2 separate regions of the Mus musculus genome follow, and region 2 is linked to region 1. Evidence: chromatin loops called from intact Hi-C (ENCODE). Cell type or tissue: left cerebral cortex. All regions are shown on one strand. Links, peaks and the distances in the headings refer to the core of each region. The heading gives the core; the rest is flanking DNA. Region 1 has its middle 8.7 kb from the start of Gm25562. Region 2 overlaps Ddx10 (DEAD box helicase 10).

What was found. Peaks named below come from ENCODE experiments on the same cell type or tissue, not always from the same donor. Only the 100,000 strongest peaks of a DNase experiment are listed, where the experiment ranks them.
Region 2: it touches region 1 in a loop (3-fold over the local background); 13 of 42 quality-filtered maps call a loop at or near these places.

What each region holds. Positions count from the first base shown.
Region 1 is chr9:52,294,287-52,305,480 of GRCm38, forward strand. No RefSeq gene overlaps it. Among named protein-coding and RNA genes, the nearest start is that of Gm25562, 8.7 kb to the left of the region's middle. In left cerebral cortex, for the core only: a CTCF peak has its summit at 4,179 (motif pointing right); DNase peaks (open chromatin) are centred at 4,236 and 4,691.
Region 2 is chr9:53,127,776-53,138,969 of GRCm38, forward strand. All of the region lies in intron 16 of Ddx10 (DEAD box helicase 10), which reads right to left. Among named protein-coding and RNA genes, the nearest start is that of Ddx10, 110 kb to the right of the region's middle. In left cerebral cortex, for the core only: no CTCF peak of the experiment used is centred there; a DNase peak (open chromatin) is centred at 5,161.

The DNA.
Region 1 (11,194 bases), core at 3,149-5,648:
CAGGACCTGAGCAGGTGTCATGCACACTGCCCCCAGGTCCTAAGCCTCAGCATAGAGTTGGGGCCGACAGGTAAACCTTAACAGGCTAGTCTGCTTAGAAGACAGGGACTGTAACAAATCCTACTGCTATCAGGAGGCAAAGAAGCAAGAACTCGATCCTGAATGTAACAGAATGTAACAACTCCATGATTTTTGTCCATCCTAACTTGACAATGTGAGAGGTCCTTTGTGTCAATTTTCTGAAAGTTAGGAGGCACTGGCTTCTTGGAACCTAATTCTAAGCAAAAGATTTAAGAGGAGGCAAAGTTTCTTACGTGGCTACTAACTGCTTACATCTATATTTGTGTTTCCATTTAGAGAATACAAAACAAAAATGGTCAGGAGTGTGAACGGGAAACCATGAGTGAGAGACTAAGGGAAGAGTTCTCTGACCTAAAGCCTGGTTCAAGCATCACAACGCATCCCCAAACAGCAGAACAGTGGGAAGGCAGAGTGCAGACCAATCAAAACTAGCCACAACCTGGCACCACGGAGGGAGTCTTATGACAGGAAATTATATGCATGGCGGCTCCCCATAACTGCCCCACCAGCCAAATGAAGCCTGCCCTCATTTACATAGCAGGAATTTCATGCCATGGGGAAATTGTCCACAGAATGGCTGGCTCTAACTAAGCAGAGAACCCCTTCAAAGTGCAGGCCACCACGCTCCATTACCACACGGAGGTGGTTCTTCAGTGGTCGCCATGCCTGCTGTTCTCCTTCAAGTGTACTGAACAAACTCGTTTTCTTTTTATTGCGGCCTAAAGGGTGAAGTATTATGATAATCTGAAAAAAAATCTCTTGTCACAAACAATAGAGAAGCCGGACGTGTGTTTTTCTTGTTGTGGAGTAAAGTCACACCCAGAAGTGGATGCTGGGTGAGGCAGGAGCAAACCTTCAAAGGAGAGTTGATTGACCAATGCCTTAGAGTCAGAAGTCACCATCTCTTCTCTCAGACCAGGAGGACTGAAGAGTAGGAAGGAAAGCAATTTCAACTTGAAGAGATTTCTAGAGAAGGGTATTTGTTGAAAAGAGATTCAGGTTCAACTTTGTGAGGAAATCTTCGGCAGGGCTCAGCGCCCTCCTTTGCAGGGACTTCTAATGGAGACTGATTCAACCACCCAGATGTGGAGAGTTCGGAAGGCAGGTTTACTGTGTTGGGGAATGAAGGAACATGTGTGTATGGCTCTCACATCTTCCCGGACTGAGACGAACACGAGGAGGGGGGGGGTGTTGGCTCTCAGCTCCCCTCCCCCTTTCCTCTTTGACCCAGGCTAAGCTCTTAGCACACACAGGACGGTGACCCTTACATTCAGGGGGGGGGGGTCTTTCCCCATCTCTTAATCCTCTCTGAAATGGTCTCAGAGCTATACCAGCAGCTTTTCCTTTATCTCTCAGGTGAGTCTTAATCCAGTCACGTTTCCAATGTTGACCCAGCTCACCAATAGTGTCAAGTCTAACTAATCGAATGCTGCCCAAGAGTAACGATGGAAGAAGACTTCACTTAATATCTCGTGCTGACTCTAGCAAGATACCACACACATTTCCAACCATTTTCCAAAATTCAAACCACTAAATGTCTACTGTGTACATTTAATTAACTGTGATGCAGCTTTCTATGGGGGAAAGAGCTCACCTACCTTTTTACTGGATTAAAACCATTGCAAATTTTTTTTTTTTTTATATCTGAGCCCACTCTTGATTTTCTCCACACATTTGTTACCTGTGGCCTCCGTGTCCTCTAAACCTTCTCAATTTGAATTTTGTCTTCTTGGTCTACCCAGATCCAATCAACTTCTATTAACTACCCTTTCTCTGTGATTCCGAGAAAGCAGAACCCGATGGGAATGATGTTTTCAAGTGTATTGATTGCCCTCTTACACGATTTAAGAAACAAACCAACCTGCTGTGTTGTAGTTATAATCTCATGTCTGAGTGATCTTTGACCTCTGAACATTATGCGTCCGTAACATTCGAGGACTCTTTGTCTCTAAGATGTTTAGTGTCTGGGGCTGAAGAGATGGCCCAGCTGTCACTTACTCTTGCAGAAGACCTGGATTTAATTCCCAGCACCCACATTGTACCTCGCAACTGTCTGCAACTCTATCGTTAGGGACCTAAAGTCATCTGACTTCCACAGGTTCCTGCATGCATCACACACATACACACATACAACCACACCACACCATATCACACCACACCACACACACACACACACACACACGGGTTGGGGGGGGGGAGAACAAATTAGTTTTTAAAAGAAACTTAATATTCAAACAAGGAGAATGTTATCAACCAAAAATTGTTGGAGACAATATTAACCTCATTAATTCATTCAGTACATGTTTTTGTTGATTGCCTCTTTTGGCTCAAGTATAATATGATAGCTTGGTATCCGACTTCATAGCACTTAAAATTTGGGCTTAGGGACAGATTCTGTGTAAGTAATTATTCAAATGATTTGTGGTCAGTATAGCAATAAGGAAGCAGTGCATAGGAGAAGGACACATGCATGTGGTAAGCACAGATCACCGAGGGCATTTTAGGTTGTGCTTAAATGTGCACACTGTGTCTCAAACACCAAGGAAATTTACTGAAGAAAATTGATTAAGATTGCAACATTCTAAATTAACTAAAAATCCATTCCAATGGCTAGATGACTATTGGATATATAAAAGAAGGATACACGATGGCTGTAACTCACATAACCCGGATATGTTACAGAACATGTGATGTCAATGGTAATAGAGAAACTATATAGACTTAGGAGACTTTTAGAGGGTAGAACCTACTGTGTGTGTGTGTTTAGTGTGTGTGTTCTGTAGTGTGTATTGTATAGTGTGTATGCGTGCAGTGTATGACTTTTGTAGTGTGTATGTGGATAGTGTATGTGTTGTATAGTGTGTGTATGTGTGCGTGAGTGTAGTGTGTTAGGTGATGGAGACAGAAGAGAGAGGCTAAGGTTGAAGGTGATGTATGTGTCTAGATTTAGCAGCTGTGTGATGAATCCTTGGAACTGGAGTCACAGACGGTTGGGAGCCACCATGATTGGGTGCTCTCTGTTCACCTGTGATTAAATGCTTATCTGAAATGATTCCAGAAATGAACGGTTGCCAACCTCGGCTTCCCTAGTCTTTCTTTTTTTATTATTATTATTTTTTTATTTTTTATTACCCACCCCCCCAATCCCCTACCCACCCACTCCCCCTTTTTGGCCCTGGCGTTCCCCTGTACTGGGGCATCTAAAGTTGGCAAGTCCAATGGGCCTCTCTTTGCAGTGATGGCCGACTAGGCCATCATTTGATGCATATGCAGCTAGAGACAAGAGTTCCGGGGTACTGGTTAGTTCATATTGTTGTTCCACCTATAGGGTTGCAAATCCCTTTAGCTCCTTGGGTAATATCTCTAGCTCCTGCATTGGGGGCCGTATGACCCATCCAATAGCTGACTGTGATCATCCACTTCTGTATTTGCTAGGCCCCGGCATAGTCTCACAAGAGAGAGACAGTCTTTCTTTTGAACCTGATATTTCTCTAGTCTTTAGAAAGGTATTCAAGCATGCCTTCCAAGACTGCAGTATAGCTGGGCTTGCTACTCATTTTCAGAAGGACACAGAATAATGCCAAGAACAGGGTCTGGAGGAGAGTTCTTAGTGTTGCTGGCTATAAAAGGAGATGGAGGAGTAGAGAAAAGGCAGCAAGCAGGCATCAGAGGCAGGCCTTCCTATTGATAAGGGAACAGTTTGCTGAAGGTCCTAGGAGGACGTACCATAGTATTTCAAGAATTGAGGTTGTAGCAAGGCACACGTGCATCTGTCCCTCTGTGCCCAGATGGACTCTTCATCACAATAAAGGAAACCTTCCTCCAGAAAGTTTAAGAACTGGGTGGAGCTTCAGAGTCTCTGATGCTGGATTTTTTACAACCTACCCCATGACATTTAATTCAGGAGCCCATATTGTGTGGCCAATGACTCTGCACGACTTACCAACTAATGAGTAGATTTAAAAAAGCAAAAAGCAAACCCAAACCAACCAACCAACCAAAAAAAAAACCCCATCAAAATATTTCTAAAAGTTTTAACTTTCTGCCACCCTCAGTGTCACATCCCTCTATCCTACAGGCTGGCTGAACTCTTTATAAAAAGCACTAGATGGCAGCAGAGGTTCTCCTTCGTGCCTTGGAGAAAGTGCGCCTGTACCATTTAGGGAAATGTCTGAAGTCTAGCTTCCGGTGGTACCTGAGTTAAAGGCATATGAAGAGAATCAATTATAGCAGCTTCTCCATCAGTTCACCACGACGCCAGTTCAGCGAGTTTCCTGAGTGCACTTGTTTGAGGAAGTCAATACACAGTTTCTTTATAAGCCATGAAATTAATTTTCTTTAGACTCAAGATTTTCCTTACTGAATGCCATCATTGCATAGCAGGTTAGTCCTTCAGAAACAGAAGCCTGCCCTTAGATATTATTTCACCCCCCCCCAAGAAGGCAGCAAATATTTTAAAAGTAGATTATGAAAAGGAAAAATAACGATAATCCAAACTACAGATCTATAAATAAATATTTACAGGTAATTCTAAAAATACTGGCAGCATCGGCCTCTCTTCCAAATAAGCCTTAAAGCAAAGCACTGAAGGGCAGGCACGGTGGAGTTTCTGTTTCTTTAGGAGTAAGCCATCAGTCTTGCTGGCTGTTCACCCCCTAGACTTCCTCACTGTCTGTCTCATCTCCTGAATACTCAGTATATTAAACAATTCTTTCTGTACTTAAACTCAGGTCCTTTCCAATTATTATTTCATGCATGCATCTCAATGCCTGCATGGTATTGTATGTGTTTGTCTGATGCTTGGTATTTCTTACTAGGTGGTGAAATTCTTACTGTTATTTGCATAATGCATTATAGTTGACAGATTTTTCATATCTAGTATTCTTACATTCTTTATCATACTATGTTATGTAATAATAATAATATAATAATAATAATAATTTTATTATGACTTTTTTTTTTTACTGATGAAAATAGAGGATCAGAAAGGCTAATTATCTTACCCAAAGTTCACACATATTTTAAATGAGAACATGTTGGTATAGGCTTAGGGTCTTTTACTTTAAAGCTTTGGAACTTTCTATGATTTCTCATGGCCTTCAAAGGCAGTTTGGTTAAAGATTGTGTTCATTTATCTACAGAAGCATAGAGGTGTATAAGGAGGAAAGATGCCAACCCACTCTGGGCATTTTACAAGGGCAGTAGTGGTATCAGTGTGGGAAGTGGTTTGGAGTCAGCAAGGAACAATGCCTAGTTCTTGGCTGTATGGCGCTGTCAGTGGTTCAGGACCAAGAGATGGGCTCAAGTGGTGGTGATTTTCAGAGGTACTTAGCTAGACTGAGCAGGCTTCGGTGGCTGACTGGGAATAGACGAAGATAGTTAAGCATGACATTTTGGAGGAGTAACAGGCTGCTTAGAAATGAAGATGTTTGTTGACATCGAAATTTCAGTGGAGGAAACACCTAACTCCTTTTTCTGCATTAGTTTTAGCATTTTTCCCCCCCAAGCTGACCTATTGTCTCCAGGAGGTCACCCCGTTTTCCCAGCTTTGGTCTTGAGCTTCCCCTGTTTGCCCACAGTGATGACTGTAGGCACCTGACACAGCTTCTGTTGCGTTCTGCCTGTACCATGGCACTTGCCTGTGGCTTTGGCTCTTGGCTTAGACTTTAGTAGTTTTGACTGAAGCAGTAATGAATTTGCTGGTTTGGATATCCAGTTCAGCATGGGAAATGATTTTTCTCATTAAGAAAAAGATAATTCCATACCACAAGCAATATGTCTAAACCAAAGATGGAGGAGGAAGAGGTTAGGATGTGTTTAGCCTCTAACTCAAGGTGTGTTCTCGTTTGAAATACATTGCTCTCTAGACCAAGGAAAAGACTACATGTGGTCAGAATCACAAAGGATAATATTTTAGAAATCACAGAGACTGCCAGATACCTTGAGGGAACGGAAAGAGAACAAGATAAAATGGGAAATATGATTGTTTCCAGAAACAATAAATCACTGGCTTTATTTAAATCATAAAAATTGTTACTGATTAATCATCCCACTGTTTATTCTACGGAACATATTGATTACTGGGGATATAGAGATGAGGAGGATATTGATCTCTCACAGCATCTTTGGGGGAGACAGAAACATGGGGCAAAAGATCATATGATGTGTCTTGTGTTATAGCAGAGGTGTGTAGATACTGCTATGGGAATACCGATGAGAGAAATTAATTCTGTCCAAGTGTGTGGTCAGGGCCAGATGCAGACAGGAAGTGACATTTGAGCTGGTCTTTAAGTAATGAATAGGAACTCCCCCAGTAATCATTAGGGGGACAAACCAGGAGCGCAAAGCAGAGAATCACGTTATGAAAGAATCACAGCACCCGCCTGAGAAAAAAATTCTCACGGGGTAGACTCAGAAAGGAGCTGGCCCAGAATCTTTAATAAGAAATCACAATGTAGGTTACCAGGAGATTCTGGAACACATTTTGAAAAAACATGGTTTATACACACTCAGAGGGAAATATAATCGTTGTTAGGGACTCATGATGTCAGGTAGGAGGTATGTGTCCAATAAATATTAAATAGAAAGGAAAAATCAGCGAGGGAGATTTCTAGTATAAAATAAACATCTAGGTAGCAGAAGTGAACAGCTGGAACCTGTTTTGGAAATAATGCCCTCTGCCTACTGCGATTATGTGCATGCTCCCAAGAAATGAACTAGAACCTACGTGGCCAGAAGAAGATGATAATAAGCGATATAAAGCGTGACTTGAATATGTCAAGATGTTGGGTTCAGGGAATCGAAATGTAAAGACATCCATTTTTAAGACTGATTTAGAGCTAGCTGGATTGTCGTTACAACGACAATCTCAGTGAATCCCAACATATATAAGAACATTGAGACCACATAAAGGCAATTTTGAAAAACAAGGACTAATGGGAGAGACTTCTTGTTCATGGATATAGATTAAAATAGCTGAGATAGAATGCTATTGAAACCAGACCTTAAAGATCACTAGAACACCAGAAAGAGCCCAGAAATTAATTTTAACTGCCAGAGAATAAGTCACAGAAACTAACAGCAGAAGTAATTTATTCTGTAAGTGACACTGACAGAGTATGTGAGCCATAAAGATCACAATCACACCTCTATGCTGAGCTGCACTTAAGCACTTGATGTTATTGTATTAGTCAGGGGTCATGATCACAAGACAGACGGACTCTTCAGAAGAGCGTTTTATTATAAAGATATTACCCAGAGTCTGTCTGAAGGTCCAGGCTGGAGATACGGTCTGCGGGAGCAATGGCTAACAGTAGAGCGTGAACTGGTCCAGTGAACAGTAGAGTGATAATCACAGCTGACACTGTTACTTGGGGATTCAACTTTGCTGCCACTCAGCCCTGAAATGCTATGTTTCTCCATCAGCCGCAAGCTGATTGCCACCAGAGACTTTCCCCTAGCTGGCTCTTCAAGATTGAAGTCTCTGGTGGGTGAGTAAATGTGGTTGGACTGCAGGCCTATGATAATGCAAGTGGACATTTCTTTCTTTCTCCTTTGAATAGAAAGGACCAGAGACTGGGCTCAGTGTGGGTGTTTGAGATATTCTGGATCATTCTCACAACTTGAGGATGGCCGGTAGGATTAGAAGACACAGTGTTAGCTCTTTTGTTCAGAGAAGAAAACCAAAGATGAAAAATGTTTATAAAAAAGTCACCAAGTCTCTGAAACCAGGAAGTGATCAAGTAAGGATTTGAAGTCTTTCTACCTCCAAAACTCGTATGCCACTGGCCAAGGACACACTGTATGATGACACACAAAGGAGGAGTTCTTGGGCAAATCCTAAAAACACAGTTTTCAAGTTCAGCGAAGCTGGAACAGGGCTCCTTGAGAAGGAGCAGTGGACAGGATGATAGTGTCAAAATTTATTGTGTCCACCTCAAACACAGATTGAACATACAGACCCCAATGTGATGATATTTGGAAATGGAACCATTGAGAGAGAATTAGCTCTTAATTTTGGAGTCCCATGATGGCATTAATGCACTCATAAAGAGAGACACAAGAGAGAAGGTAGATTGTTCCCTCCATCTTAGGATCCAACCAGAATATGACCATCGTTAAACCTGAAAGAGACACTGGACCCAACAGTCCCTTGATCTGGGACTTTCCAGCTCCTCAAAGCCACCCAGTTTAAGGTGCTTTGTTATAGCCACTTAAGCTGATTAACACAGGGGGTGTGGTTTGGAATCCAGAGCAGAAGAGAAGAAATGAATGGCGAAGGCTATTAGATTTATGGCCCCACTGTGTTTCATGTGAGGAAGAACCCAGCACCAATAATTACCCACCAGTGTCTTTTCTGAAAACCCTTCATCTCTGATCTTCCCTCCTCTCCTCTGCCTTGCTCACCTATTCCCTTTCCCCTTCTCATAGTACATAAACATATCTACTGTAACTAAATGTCCACTTAGGGGAGGAGCAATAGGGATATAAAATGGTGAGGAATTGTCTTATATGTGAGGGGAGGAATTGGAATATGTTACTGGTGGGTGAGCATAAGGGAAGACAGAAAAAATGTTTGCAAGCATCTGGAAGGCAGCATGTGAGACAGAAGTTAGAAGTTTTCCTCTATCTCTCCCATACTCCAGAAGTGAGAAAGAAGGCTCCTAGGCTGGAGTGAGGTTTGCACTCAGCCTTTAAAACATATCTGCCACGGTTTGAGAGCCATATATAAAGGCAATGGCCAAAGCAGGGGGACATTGACACAGACTCCCCCTGAGTTCCACAGGAGGAAATTCTCTGTGGAATCCAGGGGCTCAGGGAAGTATGACTGAGAAAAGAACGAGTCTTTTGATCTTTAAATTATCTTAAAGTAGAGGGCAGATAGCTGGATGTAACTTCAGTCTTGATTATTTAAATAAGCAGTGTATAATTATTAAAAATGATTTATCCAACAACTTTTGAGGCCACAACAACTTCTGATAAGTGCAGGATGAGAGGTGACCTCGTTCAGAGAGATGCTGTGTGACATTGGCATCAGTTTTCTTCTTCAGGCTAAAACTCGGCAGTCCACTCCATGGTGAGCAATGACGTTTTACTGAGTGAAACAAAATAAAGAGCTATGAAGAGCACAGAATTGATGACACCAGGAAGACAGAGAGAGAAAGGGAAAAGCAGAATTTCTTTCCCAGGAAGAGCAACTAGCTATAAGGCAACAATCCCAGTAAAACTATTAAGTCTATTTTTATAATTATTGGACATCTGTGGTGTGACAGAAATTATATACCAAGTCTTACAAAAACCATTTCAGTTCATTTAAAAAACCCCAGGATGTGGTATGCATATAATTGCCCATTCCATAGATAGATGTGAAATAGTTGCTAGCAAGCCATGTTAGAAATATTAAACAGGCCATTTATATATATTACACAGAGATCTTCAGCATCTGAAATTCATCTCTAAGAGTTCATATCCGAAGCTCATGTGACAAGGAACTATTTTTCTCATGTTATAGTAATTAGACTCACAGATCTATCTGCCATCTCTCTTGGATAGAGCTGGGCTGAGCCAGATGGATCCAGTTTGGATTGATGGGGTTTCTCAATGTTTATAAAGAACAGTTTTGTGCTTATGTACCCATCTGCTTGGTAGTCATGCAACCATGAAACAGAATAGTTTCTGCATATTTATTCCCACCTCTTCCTGCCATGCAGGGATGGGGATTATGTGGTCACTTAGAAGTCTGTCCATTTAGGAGCACATTATAGAATAAGAGCTTTCCCCCTTCTACTTCTTGTCCTTGAGAGATATGATTGTGGTGCAGTTAACCGTATGGGTACCTTTTGGATCCAGTAAGTTCTTTTCTGAGATGCTCACCTCAGTCTGCAGGTCAATTCTCCAAATGATTTATTTGAGCACAAGTCTAGAGGCATATAGAGTCCCACTTTGCCGATCAGTCCTTTACTTTGTCTTTTGACTGTATGTGTTCGTGTACGTGAGTGTGTATTCCTGTATGTGTCCATGTGTGTGGAGACCAGAGATCAATGTCATGTCAGATGTCTTCTCCTCCCTCCCTCTCCCTCACCCCACCCTCCCTCCTTTCCTCTCCTCCCTTGTGTATGTGTGCATGTGCATGTCACAGCAAATAAGTGGGAGTTAAAAACCGTGTGGGGTCAGTTGTCTTTTCCTATCCTGTGGATTGCAGGAACTGGGCTAAGGTCATCAGGCTTGGCAGCAAGTGCATTTACACACTGAGCCATCTCACTAACTCCATCTTTCTCTCCTTTCCTTCCTTCTTTCCTTCCTTCCTTCCTTCCTTCCTTCCTTCCTTCCTTCCTTCCTTTCCCTTCCTTCCTTCCTTTCTTCCTTTCCCTTCCTTCCTTCCTTCCTTCCTTCCTTCCTTCCTTTCCCTTCCTTTCCCTTCCTTCCTTCCTTCCTTTCCCTTCCTTCCTTTCTTCCTTTTCCTTCCTTCCTTCTTTCCTTCCTTCCTTCCTTCCTTCCTTCCTTCCTTCCTTCCTTCCTTCCTTTCCCTTCCTTCCTTCCTTCCTTTCCCTTCCTTCCTTCCTTCCTTCCTTCCTTCCTTCCTTTCCCTTCCTTCCTTCCTTTCCCTTCCTTCCTTTCCCTCCCTCCCTCCTTTCCTCCCTCCCTCCCTCCCTCCCTCCCTTCCTTCCTTCCTTCCTTCCTTTCCCTCCCTCCCTTCCTTTCCCTCCCTTCCTTCCTTCCTTCCTTCCTTCCTTCCTTCTCCCTCCCTCCCTCCTCCCTCCTTTCTCTCTTCCCTCCTTCTTTCTTTCTTTCTTTCTTTCTTTCTTTCTTTCCTTTTTTCTTTCTTTCTCCTTCCCCCTCTCTCTCCCTCCCCTCCCCTCCCCTCCCCTCCCCTCCCCTTTCTCCCCACCCTCCTCTTTCTTTCTGAACCTGAAGCTCACCATTTGGCTAGACTGGCTGACCAGTAATCTTTAGGGATCTACCTGTCTCTGCCTCCCCACACTGGGATTACAGCGTGTATTACCATACTCAGTTTTTACAGAAATGCTGGGGTTTGCACTTGGGTTCAAACTAAGACACCTGTCTGGCTCCCTATTTTGTCTTTGTAAAAAAATTATTATTATTATTATTATTA
Region 2 (11,194 bases), core at 3,702-6,201, 830 kb after region 1:
CATGAAATTCTTAGGCAAATGGATGGAACTAGAAATATCACCCTGAGTGAGGTAAACCAGTCACAAAAGAACACACATGGTATGCACTCACTGGTAAGTGGATTTTAGCCCAAAAGCTCTGAATACCCAAGATACAATTCATAAACCACATGAAGCTCAAGAAGAAGGAAGACCAAAGTGTGGACACACTTATCTTAAAATGGGGGACAGAATACTCACTGGAGGAAATACAAAGATAAAATGTTGAACAGAGACTGAAGGAAAGACCATCCAGAGACTGCCCCACCTGGGGATCCATCCCATATACAGTTGCCAAACCCAGACACTGTTGTGAATGCCTAGAAGCGCTTGCTGACAGGAGCCTGTCAAAGCTGTCTCCTGAGAGGCTCCGCCTGACAAATACAGAGGAGGATCTCACAGCCAACCATTAGACTGAGCATGGAGTTCCCAATGGAGAAGTTAGGGGAAGAACTGAAGGAGGTAAAGGGGTTTGCAACCCCATAAGGAAGAACAACAATATCAACCAACCAAAACCTTTCCTCCCACTTCCCCCAGAGCTCCCAGGGACCAAACCACCACATGGCTCCAGTCACATAAGTAGCAGAGGATGGCCTTTTTGGGCATCGATGGGAGAAGAGGCCCTTCGTTCTAGGAAGGCTTGATGCCCCAGTGTAGGAAAATGCCAGGGCAGGAAGCGGGAATAGGTGGGTGGGTGGAGGAGCACCCTCATAGAAGCAGAGGGAGGGGGGAGGGGGGAGGGGATGGGGTTTCTGGAGGGGAAAACAGGAAAGGAGAATAACATTTGAAATGTTAATAAATAAAATATCCAATAAAAAAATGAAAAAACAACAAACAAAAAAGTAAAAAATTAATAATTGAAAAAATATAAATTACAACTCTAAATCGAATTTTTCAACAAGATTTCTATCTAGGGTAAGTAAGAGGTTTCGAATAAAAAGTATGTGGGGAGGGAGATACTAGAGAGATGGTTCAGTGGTTAGGAACTGAAAGAGAACCCAGATTCAGTTCCCAGCACCAGCATAGTGACCCATAACCATATGTAACTGCAGTATCAGGGGATTAAACGCCCTCTTCTGACCTCTACATGCATCACACACGCACATGGTACATGGTGTGTGTGTATATATATATATATATATATATATATATATATATATATATATAAATATATAAAATAAAAATAAGTAAATCCTAAAAAGCAAAAGGGACAGATCATTCTACATTCTTATAGCAAAAAAAAAAAAAAAGAAAGAAAAGAAAAAAGAAAAAAACTGCTCTTGCTCAAAAATAAGGATTTTAGAGAAAAATTAAACTTCCTTTCAAATTTCACAACTATTTTACTAAAATATCACATTTGCCTTTACTAGAAAAAAATTGTATAAAACAATATGCCTACATGAACAAAACAACATTTTCTAAGATATTTTGCATTCTGAATCCTATTAACTTTGCTATTCAGTCTTAATGCTTTACTAAATCTCTTCCACTATTCATTTTAGGCTGAAATTTTCAAATTTAATTGATCTGAATAACATTAAAATCAGAAAATCCCATGATCTTTAGTTTGATAACCAATGACTTGTAATTGGAAAAAGACTTATAAGTCTCATTTAAGAATGTAATAAATAGACATTTAAAATTCTACTAGATTCTTCACCTTAAGTGCTGCACACTCAGAACAGATGTGATTTTCAATTAGTACCAAATTCCTATCTTTACCTTAAAGTCAACAACAGGAGACTCAGTAAAGCAAGGGCCTAAGTTAGATCTCCAGTATTCATAAAAGCCAGCCATGACAGTGCACCTGCAATTACACAGGCAGGGACAATCACACGTGCCTATCAGCACATTAAAAACTTACTAGCTACCTAACCTCTATGGTTATAACTCAAAAACTAAGATGGAGAGTGATATAGGAAGATAGCCAGTGTCAACCTCAGGTTCTGCACACTGTGCACACCTGTACAGAGATCTACACTCATACATAAATATGCACACACAAATGTAACACAAATACTTTAAAACATACCATTGTGTCATTTTCTAACTTTCAGTCTTGTTCATTATAAAACTGCTCATTACAATTATCATTAAAACATGTTCACACTTAGAGTATCTTTTTTTAACCAAAAAAAAAAAAATCAATTAACCCAGTTTCTAATTTTAATACCAGGTAATTAGGATTTGATGAAATTCATTTGTATAATGATGACCAAGTGCTAAGTTTTCCTATCCTTCATTTTACATTTTTCCATAGATCTTTTATGAACAGGTCTAGTAGGGATACAATAAAGATAATTTTCCATTGAACAAGACAAAAACAAAATAAAATAATAACAACAAATAAACATACGTGTTTTGCTCACACAGGAGAAACACACTCTGAAGGGCATATCTGAAAATCATAACTAACTTACCCACTGTCTGTTTGTCTCTCTCTCTCTCTCTCTCTCTCTCTCTCTCTCTCTCTCTCTCTCTCTCTCCTTCCTTCCTTCCGTCTGTTTGTTTGTTTGTTTGTTGTTGTTGTTTGGTTTTGTGAGACAGAGTTTCTCTGTATAACAGTCCTAGCTGTCCTGGAACCTGCTTTTAAACCATCCTGGCCTTAAACTCACAGAGATCCTCCTGCCTCTGCCTCTCCACCTGGCACATGAAGTCTTTTACCTTTCATTAACTTTCCCAGGTTATTGCTCTGGGTTTCCTGCCTTGGCTTCCCTTGATGATAGGCTTGAGCCAAGGAACCACATCCTCCCCAAGTTGTTTTTGTTCTGCATTTTATCACAGCCACAGAAAGAAAAACAGAAATAATATAAAATGACAAGAACTATTACGCTATGTGTGTTCAATCAGAATAACCACAGAGGTTAACTGCAGGCCATATGAGAGGAAGAAATCTTCCAAGAAAGAGGAAATGGAATGTAGTGTTAAAAAGTGATAAAGGAAAAGCTAAATAAGATGAAACAAGGAAGATGATAGGAGGGCAAGAAAAGGACAGAATATGGGATGGGAAAACTAATTCTAAGGACGTTTTGAAAGCTAAAGGGAACCTACTACTGTAAAGCTTCCTAAAATTATATATGTATATTTTAAAAAAAGGAATTTAAATGGAGTCATCACATAGTGGAGGAGACAGTGCCCCAATTACATATCTTATACTGGTCATTCTCCACAGTTTGATGGTAAGCTGAAGACACCACTTACTATACCATCAAACCTAAGAAATTAAGCTGAAGCCCAACTAGAAGCTTCACCCCACTGACAGTCTTCGTGGCCCTGAATGGTACTTTGCATGCTACCAGAAGAGAAAAGTAATCATTATCACCCAATTAAAAACCCTATGACCTGCAACAGTGACCTACCTGCAAATATACTAGTGCAACAGTGCTGCCAAGGCTATAGGGGTGGGTAATCAGTAACTTTACAAAATAATTTCAGGCCCACGCTGGGTATGAAATGGATCCCATATCTGACACTACTAAAGTAGCCAAGAACCTGAGACTAGACAGGTCATGGGTCCTAGCAAAAAACAAACAAACAAAAAAACCTACTACTATTATTCTGCTAAAGGAACATGGCAACAAAATGACTTCTAGTGATATAGTGCTATATCAGTACTCAACCCTTATCAGAAAAGTTTCTTGTGGTAGACAGTAATTAACATAGAGTTAACTGAACAGTGTTGCCAAGAGTACAGAGTGAGAAACTTTGGAGTATCCAGTCCTAAATGGAATGTCTCTATCAAACCCTTCCCCTCAAGGCTTGGGGATTTATTTGGAAAAAGAAAGCAGAAAAACTGTCAGGGCCAAAGATGGTAGATGACTCCGAGGAAACAGATCTTCTATCTTTCACAAATAATAGGGCTGATACACATATGAACTCAAACAGAACACACAAAGCCTGCACAAGTTCAAACCAGAAAATATCATCATGGAGAAGGAGAAGTGAACACAAAGGCTCACCCCTAATTCAAGAAGCTATCTGTAATTGATACTGCCGGGAAAGGAAAATCCATTACCTCCAATGGAGTATCACTGGGTATACGAAGCCTGCTCCAGGCAGGCCCCATGGCTGGCAGCAGCTGACAACACAAAATGGACTCAATGTTTGATGGGTGGGTAGGTGGGTTGGTTGGTTTGTTTTTGGTCTTAGTGGATCTGTTGCTATTGTTGTTCGTTGGTTGGTTGGCTTGATTTTCATTATTCAGGGGTTTTTTTTTTGGGGGGGGGTGAACTTGTGTGGGTAAAGAGGTAGGTAGAATTTGGGAAGCATATGGAAGAGAGGAAGAATATGATCAAAATATATTGTCTAAAAAATATTTTTAATTTAATTAAAATGCATGAATTTTCTAGTTCTAAAACACATATATGTTTAAATTTGCAATACATATACAACTGCTTCTGGGTATGTGAGAAACTCATATCTGCACATTTTACAAGGTTTTCGGTAGTTTGGCTAGTTGGTTGGTTTGTTTTTGTTTTTGTTTTAATTGTCCTGGTCACTCTTCTCTCTGCCTAGAGACCTACCACCAAGTATTGGGGACATTTCTGATTCCATACCTACTAGTATGCCAAATTCAAGTGACTAGCACCATAATCCTAAGCATAAATTATTATAATTACATGATTATATAGTCAGTTTTATGGAACAGTATGTTTTAATAGTTGTGTTTTGGGACTCCTTGAGGTTCTCAAACTATAATATGGAATATAACATTAGGAGTATGGTGTTATGATGAGAACTGACTCGCACTAAACTTTGAGGTAAGAAAGTACAAAATTGGAACATTTTGTGGAAGTCTACATTTTCTTGAGAAAGTGGTTAAGTTATCAACTGAACCATATGGAACTTGAAAAAGTCTATACTAGAAGATTCTGGGTATTAAAAAAGATTATTCCTTCATGATTCTTTTCACATAGAGACTTCAATCTGTCAGGCCATTCTGATCTCACTGACTATAGTCTAATCTCAATTATGTAAGTCCCTGTGAGGAGTTGAGGAAAGTGAGACATCCTTGAAGGCCTGCAGGAGAGCTGCTGGATTGAGAATGAAGGAATATACCATCTTACCAGATTTTAAGATTAAAACATTTCTCTAAGTACATAAAGTTGATTTCAGAGCAGAGCTGGCCTAAAATGCAATTCCTGCCACCACAAGAAATAGGTAATGAAGAATGCAATGTCCTGCAATCCAGTAACTACCATGAGTCAGAAGAGCTCAGGAGGCATCCTGGGAAGATGGTGTATGTGGGGTGTCTTCATGAAAGGCAGGGCATGAGTCAGATGACCTTTGAATACTGAATAGTAGACAGAAACATGGAAAGAAAACTGCATGTAGAAATGTCCCCAACCATAAAAGACAGTCAGGAAGAAGTCTGACTAAGCAGATGCGTGTCTGAAGGAATGAGGAGACTGTCATATCTACCAGGTCAGAACTAAACTTTAACATGTCCCACCTAAGGCACAGCATGTATATCTCACTTTTCTTTCTTGGGTTTTTTACTCTTTGATTCACTCAGTATCCTTATGGTATCCCATTTGTAAATATATTAATTTACTTGTGACTTACACAATTGTTATCATGGGTTTCTCGAGTCCTCTACAGATTATAACTTAGTATAAAAAACAAACACATTTATATTTGGATTGTCAGGCAAGGTCATATTATATAAATGTTTACTGAATCAGAATCAATGAGTAAGTATTCATAGATTTTTAAATAGTGTGTTGTCTTGTGGGGCTTCTTTTTTAAGAAAAAAAGAATATTATAAGACAAATATACTCAATTCCAAGATAATATTACTAAACCACAGTAATAAAGACAGCATGACTGGCACAAAAGCAGACATATAGATTAGTATAATAGAATACAGACCCATACGTAAGTCCACATAACTTCAACTACCTAATTTCTGAAAAGAGGTAAATAATATACTTTGGGGAAATGACAGCATATTCAATAAATGGTGTTGAGATATCTGGATATCAACATGAAGAACAATGAAACTAGATCTTTGTCTGTTTTACCTCACAAAAGTCTCTAAATGGAAATTATCACAACGTAAGACCAAATACTCTGAAAAAACTAGAGAAAAGGGTTATGTTTCAACACATAGGCTCAGGTAGACTCTAAGTAGGAATATGGAAGTGAAATGGGATCTCATGAGACAAACAACAACAACAGTCAGAGTGGCTGAGACCAAAAACTCGAGTAACAGCACGTGCTGGTGAGGATGTGAAGAAAGAACACTCCTCCATTGCTGGTGGGAGTGCAAGCCTGTACAACCACTCAGGAAATCAAACTGGCAGTTCCTTAGAAACTAAGAAATAGTTCTACCTGAAGGCCCAGCTACCACTCCTGGGCATATACCCAAAAGATGGTCCACCACACCACAAGGACACATGCTCCACTGTTTCATATCAGCTCTATTTGTAATAGCCAGAAGATGGAAACAATCCAGGTGTCCCTCAACCAAAGAATGGATACAGAAAATGTGGTTCATTTAATGGAATACTACTCAGCTATTAAAAGTGAATATATCATGAATTTTGCAGGCAAATGGATCAAACTAGAAATCCTTAGTGAGGTAACCCAGACCCAAAAGGACCTGCATGGTATGTACTTAACAAGAAGGAAGGCCCAAGTGAGGATGCTTCATTCCCATGGAAGATGGAAGAAAATAATTACAAAAGGCCGCAGGGGTAGGGGGAGCAGGTTGGGAGATGGAACCCGAAGAGACCACTTCCAGTAGATAGACAGGGCCCCCAGTTGAGGTATGGGGCCACCTTCAAGCAGTGTATGATTCCCCAACTACAAAAATAAAATTATCTTGTGCTCTGGTATTGTTGTTAAGAAACTGTTATATTTGTGACTTATAAATCATCAATCTAATATTTAATATAGGCTCTGCTATCTCCATGCACAAAAAACATGGAGACCAAAAAATGCTGAAAGCATTATATGACCCAGAGCATATAACACTTCAGTTGTGCTAAGGCAGTTGCCTAAGGCCAGTACATATAGATCACACATATGAAAATAAAGAAAGCAAGTCCCATCTGGAAATTCATTTGGCCTCTCCAATCTGAATGCCAACCTTCAATCCCTCTAACAGAACAGTAAAACATACCTACCTCATTGCAGAGGGTAGCAATGGGAAGCTAAACAACAGGACCATGACAGGTCAAAGTGCCTCAGAGGCTTGGAGGCTGGTATAGCCCTGAGCCACTTCTGCTATTACAGCATTTTCTCTGTAAAAACAGAAAACCTCTTTCCTGCAGCTGCTCTCCTGGACACCTACTCACTTGCTCTGAATGAGCACTGGGATAGTACAGGTGCTACTCTGCATCTTCACACTGTCTTGATGAGAACTACAGAACTGGAACTCCTGCTCAGACCCTTCTGAGTTTACAACCCAGCCCTAAAAGGGGTCTGCTCTAATGATAAAAAAAGGACCAGAAGCTCTAAAAACAGGATTTAAACTACTCACAATCATTCAAATGCTGTGACCCACTAGTAGCTCTGGTTTCTAAAAGGATTAGCACTTTGAAACAATGCTATCAAAAGAGACAAACCCCTCACATGCAATATAGGGAGCTTAGAAAATAGTTGTGTCAAGAGACAACCATCATAGTCTGAAGGAAAGAGGGGAAAGGAGGGAAGGAAGAGGAAGAGAGAGAAGAGAAGAGAAGAGAAGAGAAGAGAAGAGAAGAGAAGAGAAGAGAAGAGAAGAGAAGAGAAGAGAAGAGAAGAGAAGAGAAGAGAAGAGTTAGCCAGTCTATTCTTTTAAAACAGAATCCAGATCTCCCTGGAAGGCACACACAGCCCTGGAAGCAAGTAAGGTACCTGTACATCTTCACCTATTTTTTTTTTCCTCCAAATCCAATTCCCCAGTATCACTTCAAACTCTATAGCAGATCACTTCCTGCAGGCTCCTCTTCCTCTCTGCCCCATCTCTGGCAAATCATGCACATCTCCTCCACCTTCCTTCCCACTCATCCCCTTGTCTTATCCCCCCAAAGCAGCAATCATTCTCTAGGATCCCTCTGGTGAACTCTGCCAGAAAAGCCAATAGGTTAGGGGAGGAGGTAGGAGAGTTTCGGATCTTCACTCTCCATCCTCTTCTTCAAATCTAACCCCAGTCCCATCCCCAGCATCTTAGCAGTATGCCTGCTGTGGCCTCTCCTCACTCTCTATCCTCAAGCAACTAAGCAAATCCTGAAAGACCGTGCTTTATCATGTGAATTCCCTAAGCTATTCCTCCAGACCCCATTTCTACGTGTCAGCTCCCAATGCCTAGAAACACATTTTACCTGGAACCCTTAGTGGCCACACCTAGCAGGAGACCAGTTGAGAAGAGGTTTGAAAACAAGTAGTTTGGGTCTGGAAATGTAGCTCTGTTGTAAAGCACTTACCTAGCATATATAATAACTGTCTGGCTTTGAACTCTTGTACATCTTGAAAATCCCTGTGTCCCCACTGCTACGGTAATGGTAGCCATGCCCATTTCATAGCACTGTTTGGGAGAATTAATGAGGCAATGCACATGTAATGCAACCTCTAACTATACCAACAAGGGGGAGAGAGCCATGCTGCCAATATGTGCTTCTTTGTTTTACTAACTTATAAGACTGGTAAGGAAAAAGTTGATAAAACAAAAAAGCTGCGATTTATTTTAAGTTCTAGAAAAGTAAAGGAAAAGAGCATTTTTTTTTCCTCTGTGCTACCATGGGGCAGGAGCAGTGAAGACTGCTGAAAGGCAGCAATTTCTGTCTGTCTGCACTAACACTGTTTCCTCTCCTCACCCCCTTTCACCTCATTTGGCTTTACTCTTCTGTCTCCAGAAGAGTAAAGCACATCTCCACAAAATTCTGCCTTCTAACGGACAGTTCCAAGTAATTCTGGAAACTAATGTTTTTCACAGTAAAATCAAGTAAATTAAACAGACAAAGCTTCCTTCACTGCAACACTGAACACTTAATATTTGCTGGGTTCCAGCCTATGTGGCATAGACAGAAAAGTGAACAGATTTCCACGACAGAGGAGGTCAAACAACAACACCCAGGTACACAGTTATAGATCTTCTGATAGGGGCAAATACGGAGGAGAAAAAATTAGGTAAGAGTACAAGGGAGGATGAGGTTAGTATTCTCTAACAGGTGATCAGGAGAGCCTCATTAGGAAAGTGGCATTTTGGGCAGAAATCCAAAGGTATTAAGGAAGCGACTGACATAGCAATCTGGCAGTACACCAGGACAAGGGCCAGAATTTCCTTGTTGTTCATGAGAAATAATCACAAAATCTGATATTAAAGTTAATTAATTGGCAAAACAGAGGAAATAAAATCTGAACTGGACTTAGAACTTTGCAGCTATTACTATAATTAAGCTTTAGAAGCCCTCTAAGAGTTGGGATTTGAACAGAAGGGTAACACACTGCAGCTTACTTGTAATTGTTTGTTCTCATCACTATATTAAAGGAAGAGACAGAGTAGCATGCTATGAATAGAATACAGGATTCTTAACACTGACAACCTACGATCAGAGATGATGAGCACAATGACAGTAAAAAGACACTGAAATTGGACTGTGTATATAAATTTTAATGTTTAATTTTTAGATAATTTTGATTTATAAGAACTTTGCAGATACATAATTACCATTACCTCTTAAATAGATCTTTCTTATAGGTAATATTTTTTGATATACTTAGCATAATTAATAAACCTAACCATGTGCTTTTGGGTTTGAGTTACCTCAGTCAAAATGGTACTTCTAGTTCTATCCATTTGCCTGCACAATTCATGATGCACTCATTTTTAACAGCTGAATAGTATTCCATTATGTAAATGAACCACATTTTCTGTATCCCTATTTCAGCTGAGGGACATCTGGGCTCTGACTACTATGAATAAGGCTGCTATGACCATAATGGAGCGTGTGTCCTTGTGGTATGGTGGAACATTTTTTGGGTCTATGCGCAGAAGTGGTAATAACTGGGTCTTCACATAGAACTATTTCCAGTTTTTCGAGGAACTGCCAGATTGATTTGCATGGTATGTACTCACTGATAAATGGATACTAGCCAAAAAGTACAGGATACCCATGATACAACCCATAGACCATAAAAAGTTTAACAAGAAAGAAGGACCAAGTGAGGGTGCTTCAATCCACTTAGAAGGGGGAACAAAATAATCACAGGAGGCAGAGGGAGGGAAGGAGTTGGGTGGGAGGGGAGAAGGAAGGGAAAGAGGGACAGGATCAGGTATGGAGAGAAGGAGAGAAGCCCAGAGGAACAAAAGGATGAATGGAAGTATGTAGCTGCGGGGGCTGGGTTGAGGTGAACCTCTAGAAAGTTCTGGAGACCTGGGAAGTGAGAGGCTCCCAGGACTCAATGGGAATGACCTTAGCCACATGTGGAGATGGAACTTGAAGGGGTCACCTTCAGTAGATAGAGGGATCCCAGTGGAGGGATGGGTTCACCAACTACCTTCAAATTTTTTGACCTGAATTTTTTTCTGTCTAAAAGAAATGTAGGGACAAAAATGGAGTAGAGATTAAAGGAAATGCAATCCAGCGACCAGACTAACTCAGGGACCATCCCATGGGCAGGCACCAAACTCTGATAACACCATGCTGTGTTTGCAGACAAGAGCCCAGCAAGGCTATCCTCTAAGAGGCTCTACCAGCAGCTGACTAAGACAGATGCAGATACTTACAGCCAACCATTAGACTAAGGTTGGAGACCCATATGGAAGAGATAAGGAAAGGATTGAAGGAACAGATTGCAACCCTATAGGAAGACCAACAGTATCAACTAACCTGAACTCCTGGGAGCTCCCAGAGACTAAGGCACCAACCAAAGTGCACACATGGGCTGGTCTGTGGCCCTCAGCACATATGTAGTAGAGGACTCCCTTGTTTGGCTTCAGTGGGATAGAATGTGCCTAATACTGTAGAGACTTGATGCCCCACAGAAGGGGAAAGCACCCATTCAGAATCAAGGGGGAGAGGGAATACGGTGAAGAACTCTTGGAGGAAGGGCTGGGAAGGGGGGCAACATTTAGAAAGTAAATAAAGCAATTTTTGAAAACTATTAAAAACAACCCTAACCATGTTATGTCACTATTAATTAATAATAACTTCAGACATCTGATCTATAGCAAATTTTCAATTTTTAA